Regions from separate parts of the Homo sapiens genome. Here region 1 is linked to region 2. Evidence: chromatin contacts called from ENCODE Hi-C or POLR2A ChIA-PET data. All regions are on one chromosome and are shown on one strand. Each heading gives the region's core, a stretch centred on a gene start or an enhancer-like site at or near the end of the contact. The rest is flanking DNA. Distances are from core to core; before and after follow the strand shown. Region 1 overlaps DAP (death associated protein). Region 2 overlaps ANKRD33B (ankyrin repeat domain 33B).

Evidence for each region. Hi-C counts contacts between places; a loop is a spot of excess contacts on that map. ChIA-PET counts read pairs that join two places held with the same protein, here RNA polymerase II (POLR2A). Pooled maps may share reads with other maps.
Region 1: a loop to region 2 is called in a pooled map, with 2.4 times the contacts of the local background. The contact joins two enhancer-like sites. A Hi-C loop is called at or near these places in 1 of 168 maps with a recorded cell type or tissue (OCI-LY7), 6 of 37 single-sample maps with no recorded cell type and 5 of 50 pooled maps. POLR2A ChIA-PET finds 5 or more read pairs at or near these places in 5 of 52 experiments (Caco-2, OCI-LY7, PC-9 and 2 more).

What each region holds. Positions count from the first base shown.
Region 1 is chr5:10,704,654-10,707,353 of GRCh38, forward strand. The region is part of intron 2 of DAP (death associated protein); the gene reads right to left. Among named protein-coding and RNA genes, the nearest start is that of DAP-DT, 55 kb to the right of the region's middle. Within about 2 kb of position 1,285, at least 9 of the 41 ENCODE cell types and tissues checked have a DNase peak (open chromatin) inside an H3K27ac peak, as active enhancers do; they include PC-9, where a contact is called at or near this core.
Region 2 is chr5:10,594,674-10,597,373 of GRCh38, forward strand. The region is part of intron 1 of ANKRD33B (ankyrin repeat domain 33B); the gene reads left to right. Among named protein-coding and RNA genes, the nearest start is that of ANKRD33B, 32 kb to the left of the region's middle. RefSeq lists enhancers at 539-1,738, 966-1,025. Within about 2 kb of position 1,263, at least 20 of the 41 ENCODE cell types and tissues checked have a DNase peak (open chromatin) inside an H3K27ac peak, as active enhancers do; they include PC-9, where a contact is called at or near this core.

The DNA.
Region 1 (2,700 bases), core at 35-2,534, 110 kb after region 2:
ATCAGGGAATTTTCCCCAAATTGTATCTTGGTCTTTTCTGGGTTAATAGAACTGAGCACCAACACCTGTCTTCTGTTTGTGTGGCCTTTCACTGATTCTAGAGCCCGTTGCCTGTGATCCCTCAGTCTTTCCTGCGCAGTGTACAGGGCCAGGAGCCCACAAGCATCACTGACCTCCTTTTCATACAGGTGAGAAAGCAGCTTAGAGGTAGACAGTCCCTGTGGTCGAGGGAATGGGAGGAAGTGGAGCCAGGACAAGCACGTGGGTCCTCAAACTTTCTGGCTAGCTCTGGTCTTCCTACACCTGTCGGATGCACAACCTCAGAATTGTGGCCCAAAATACATTCTGCCTGGCTCTCATCCTGCAATGCAATTTGAGTAGCCTGTGGTCAACTAAATTCTGGAAACACTACTTCCTGTATCCTCCTCTGAGAGACTGAAATGCCCCTTAGTGTAATGGGGCTCTGAGTCATCTTAAGGAAACCAGATTAACTTCCTTTCACCCATTTCCTGATGCGTTTGAATCAGGAAGCCTTTTGGGCAGAACTTCCATTAGCATCAGCCCACCGCGGCCCACACTACACACGGTCGTGACACATGTATTAAAGGCTGAGTTGCAATTGTGTTCCATATTTTATGTAGAGGTGAAGGTGGTTTACACATTTTGGAAAGAGTTTTACCTCGGAGGCTAAATAGGGGTCACAGTGATCTAGTGGGAGGCCCAGGCTAGGGAATCCATTTCTCCATCCTCCTTTTCTCCACCACTGGGTCACGTGCTGTTTGGTCACTGGAAGGACAAGTCTGTGTGGCAGAAGCCTGGGCTCTCTCCACTGCTGTGTGAGAACAAGGCTGTGCATTTGGCCCCAGCCTTTCAGCTGCCTTGTCATTTGTGATGAAACAGAAGCAGTTCCATGCAGGGCCACATGCCCTCATGGTGTGTACTATCTGGGCGAAACCTGTCAGACAACGGGCATTTTTCATAGAGAAAGGAGAACTCAACTTTGGTCTAAGATGCTCTCTGCCCTCCTGCAGTTTTCCTTTCCTACTCAGTATCATCTTTCATGGGGAGAGAAGCAGATTTAAATGTAAGGTGCAGTCATACCTTTGAGTGCTGATTTTCTTTTGTTATGATTTGATATACCTATGTGTTGAAAAATTCCACAAATTATGAAATCCTTGGTTAGGTGGGTATGCTGGACCAGGTGTGCTTGGTGAGACATTAGTTCCATGAGCCATAAAAAAAGTGACATTCCTTTGGGGATTTACTGCCCCTGAATCATGTGAGAGCCCCAGAAACAAAGCATTTCTCAAATATGCATCATTTTAGGTAGATGAGAAAGAAGCCACAGTCACCTCCGCCCTCTGGACTGCAGAGAGCTTAGCTCACATCGGCATTTGCATCCAACAGCACAACATGGAAAGCAGTACACAACAAGAACAGGCAGAAGTGTCTTCATAAACACATTTTGCCTAAATATTCTGTATTAACCACAGCCATCCACTTACAGGGTGTTAGGATAACTTTTAGTTCTAGGTGCTTGACTATAAAATGATGGCGATACATCAACTACTAATGAACATACTACTAATAATAGCTAGTATTTCTTTCTGACTCTGGGCCCAGAACTATTCTATGTACTGGAGACACATTAACTCATGTAATCTTCACAACAGTCAGCTTAGGTAATATTATTAATAATCACAGTTTACAGATAAGGACACATGCACAGAGAGGTTGAATAACCTGCCTAAGGCTACACAGTGAGTAAGAGGAGAAGCTAGGAACCAAACTCACAAGTGTGACACCGAAGCCTGGGCTCCTAACTGCAGCTGATGCTTTCAAATCCAAACCTCAAATGCATTAATGCCTTATATGGCTTGGGCACAATCTTGAGAATTTATTCAAATGTTACCTGGTTTGTCAGAAAATCGGACAGAGATGGACTTGTTAAGACAAACTCACTTTACTAATCAGTGACGAGGCAGTTGAGAAACATTTTACCTGGAAGAATTTCTTGTCTCTTGTTTATGAGACAAAAATGATGATCGGATTTGATAAAGACACACTTTTACTAACCTAGAAACAGTATCCAAATTTAATACATTAAATTGTACCTAATGAAGAGGCCAACAGATGTGTGCACCTGATCCTATGCTGTAGGTGGGAGCACTGCCCTCGAGAAAAGGGCTCAGCATTCCAGAAAAGCCCAGAAAAACCCGATGCACACGGCATGCTTCAGGTCCATCTTCATGAACAACACGAACATCCTGTGTCCTCCCCTAATTAGGTAACCTGGTCACGCGCTTCCTCCTTTCTTGATCTGAATTCCCACAACTATAAGAGGGAAGGATGGCAGGCTAAGTTCAAAACCCACATGGAGAAGTCAGAGGGGACTGGCCTTAAAAAAAGCCATGGGTCTGTCCCCAAGTCAGTCGGCCAGTTTGCAACGTCTGAGGTGGCTGGGGCTCAATGTCAAATGAATAATGAAAACTCAACTGGGCATTTACATTTAAGCCAAGTGCTATGAAGGGGAAGGCCAAGGTGCTAAAGGAGCACACAGCAGGGGTTTAAACTGGTTTGGAGGGCCAGTGAGATTTCAGCTGATATCTGAAAGGTGTAGCTTAGTCAGCTGAGCAAGTGTTGAGAGGCAGACATGTGGGTGGGTTCGGGAATGGGAGAACTGCCCAAGGGTGCATTCTG
Region 2 (2,700 bases), core at 13-2,512:
GTAAGACATGAACCTAAGAAGAACGACTCCTTGAAAGAAAATGAGGTAACAGGAAAGGAATTCACTGATACATGTCAGGAACCCAGAGCTGCCTGCGATGTGGGTGGGATTCGGCACTGGGAAACCTTGTGTGTGGGTCCTTCGGGGAAAGTGGGAGTTGACTGCCGTTGAGCGGGTAGGAAAGTGCCTTCCAGGTACAGGCAGCAGGAGTGGTGATTGTCTTGGTAGAGGATGGGTGAACTGCAAATAGAGTTGAAGGAGCTGGGCTGAGTAGTTGGGATTTCACTCCCCGGGTGATTGGTGGGACCCAGCAGGGCCAGTCCTGGGCTTTTCCTATGGCAAGTAACTCAAGAGCTGCAGGAGCAGATGTTGTTAAGCAGAGAGGAAACACCAAACATGGATCCCTATCTCTAGCGAGTGTGCCCTGTGACTGTGGAGGGTGGAGGGGAGTCACGCCAGAGGGAGGTGCTGTGTTGGGGCCAGACCGGAGGGTTACATCCTGAGCAGGAGAGGAGGGAGGAGGCCAGGTGGAGGAGCGGCCTGGGGGACATAGGTGGTTGTGGTGCTAGATTGGCAGTGGATTTTTTTCTGAAGGCTGCCGTAACAAATGACCACAAAGTAGGTGGCTTAAACATCAGAAATTGATTCTCTCACAATTCTGGGGGGCAGATGTCTGAAGTCCAGGTGACAGCAGGGCCACGCTCCCTCTGGCAGAGCTGGGAATTCTGCGGTCTGTGACAGCATCGCTCCAATCTCTCTCTGTCCTCATCTGTCCTCTGCACATCTGTGTCTCAAATCTCCAGGATGATCTCATCTTAGGATCCTTAATTATGATCTATAAAGATGCTATTTCCCAACAGAGTCTCATTCACAGCGACCGGGGTTAGGATGTGGACATGTCTTTTCTGGGCGATACATTTCAACCTACTACAGGCAGTTACCTGAAGGAGTAACTGAAGGAGAGGGGTTCAGAATCCTCCAGTGGGGCCTGATGGGCAGAGGAGAGACTTGGACACCCTTAAGAGACGAAATGAATCTTCAGAGGTTCAGCCATTGCTTGCAATGTCATCTTCTGGGCTCATCCCTGCACTCCAACCCTGGACATTTTCTCTGGTCTTTTCTAGTGGCCACCATCTGGATGATTACGACTCTGGAAATCTCTGTCCATCATCCATTTTTTTGCCTCCTCTGTGAACGAGCAGGTGTGATGGCCTGAAAACAGAGAGGGAGAAGGCTGAGTGTACCAGGGCAGGGGAAGCGCTTCCTGGAATTACGTGTCCCAGGACAAAAGTGAAACTGCCTTCGCTGACTCATAGGAAAGTTTGAAAATATCATGTTTCGCCTATGCCTGGGGGATCTTTGTTTTTGGCATAAGCCGAACAGATTGTTCCAGGCCAGAAAAAAACTAAGCCAAACCAAAACAACAGAATGACTTAATTATGTACCAGCACCCTTTAAAATTAATTATGCTTGCTTTCTTTTTGTCCCCCTCAACTTTTAGTTTAAGTTCTGAGGCACATGTGCAGGATGTGCAGGTTTGTTACACAGGCAGTGTGCCATGCCCATTGTGGTTTGCTGCACAGATCAACCCATCAGCTAGGTATTAAGTGCAGAATTCTTTAGCTATTCTTCCTGATGCTCTCCTGCCTCACACCCCCTGATAAGCCCCTGTGTGCATTGATCCCCAACTGTGTGTCCATGTGTTCTCATCGTTCAGCTCCCACTTATAAGTGAGAACATGCAGTGTTTGTTTTTCTGTTTCTGCATTAGTTTGCCAAGGATAATGCCTTCCAGCACCATCCATGTTCCTGCAAAGGACATGGTCTTGTTCCTTTTTATGGCTGCATAGTATTCCATGGTATATAAGATTATGTAAAGAGATCGAACCTACAACTGATTGGCGTACCTGAAAGACATGGGGAGAATGGAACCAATTTGGAAAACATAATTCAGGATATCATTTGTGAGAACTTCCCCAACCTAGTAAGACAGGCCAACATTTAAATTCAGGAAATGCAGAGAAACCCAGTAAGATGCTCCATGAGACCATCAACCCCAAGACACATCATCATCAGATTCTCCAAGGTTGAAATGAAAGAAAAAATGTTAAGGGCAGCCAGAGAGAAAGGCCAGGTTACCCACAAAGAGAATCCCGTCAGACTAACAGTGGACCTCTCAGCAGAAACCCCACAAGCCAGAAGAGATTGGGGGACAATATTCAACATTCTTAAAGAAAAAAAAATTCCAACTCAGTTTCATATCCAGCCAATCTAAGTATTCATAAGTGAAGGAGAAATAAGATCCTTTTCAGAAAAGCAAATGCTGAGGGAATTTGTCACCATCAGGCCTGGCTTGCAAGAGCTCCTGAAGGTAGCACTAAATATGGAAAGGAAAAAAACACTCCCAGCCACAACACACTGAAGTACACAGACAAGTGACACTATGAGGCAACAACATAAACAACTCTGCAAATAACCAGCTAGCATCGTGATGACAGGATCAGACTCACACATAGCAATATTATCCTTAAATGTAAATTGGCTGAATGTCCCAATTAAAAGACACAGAATAGCAAGCTGGGTAAAGAGTTAAGACCCATCAGTGTGCTTTCTTCAAGAGACTCATCTCACATGCAAAGACACATGTAGGCTGAAAATGAAGGGATGGAGGAAAATTTACCAAGCAAGGGGAAAACAGGAA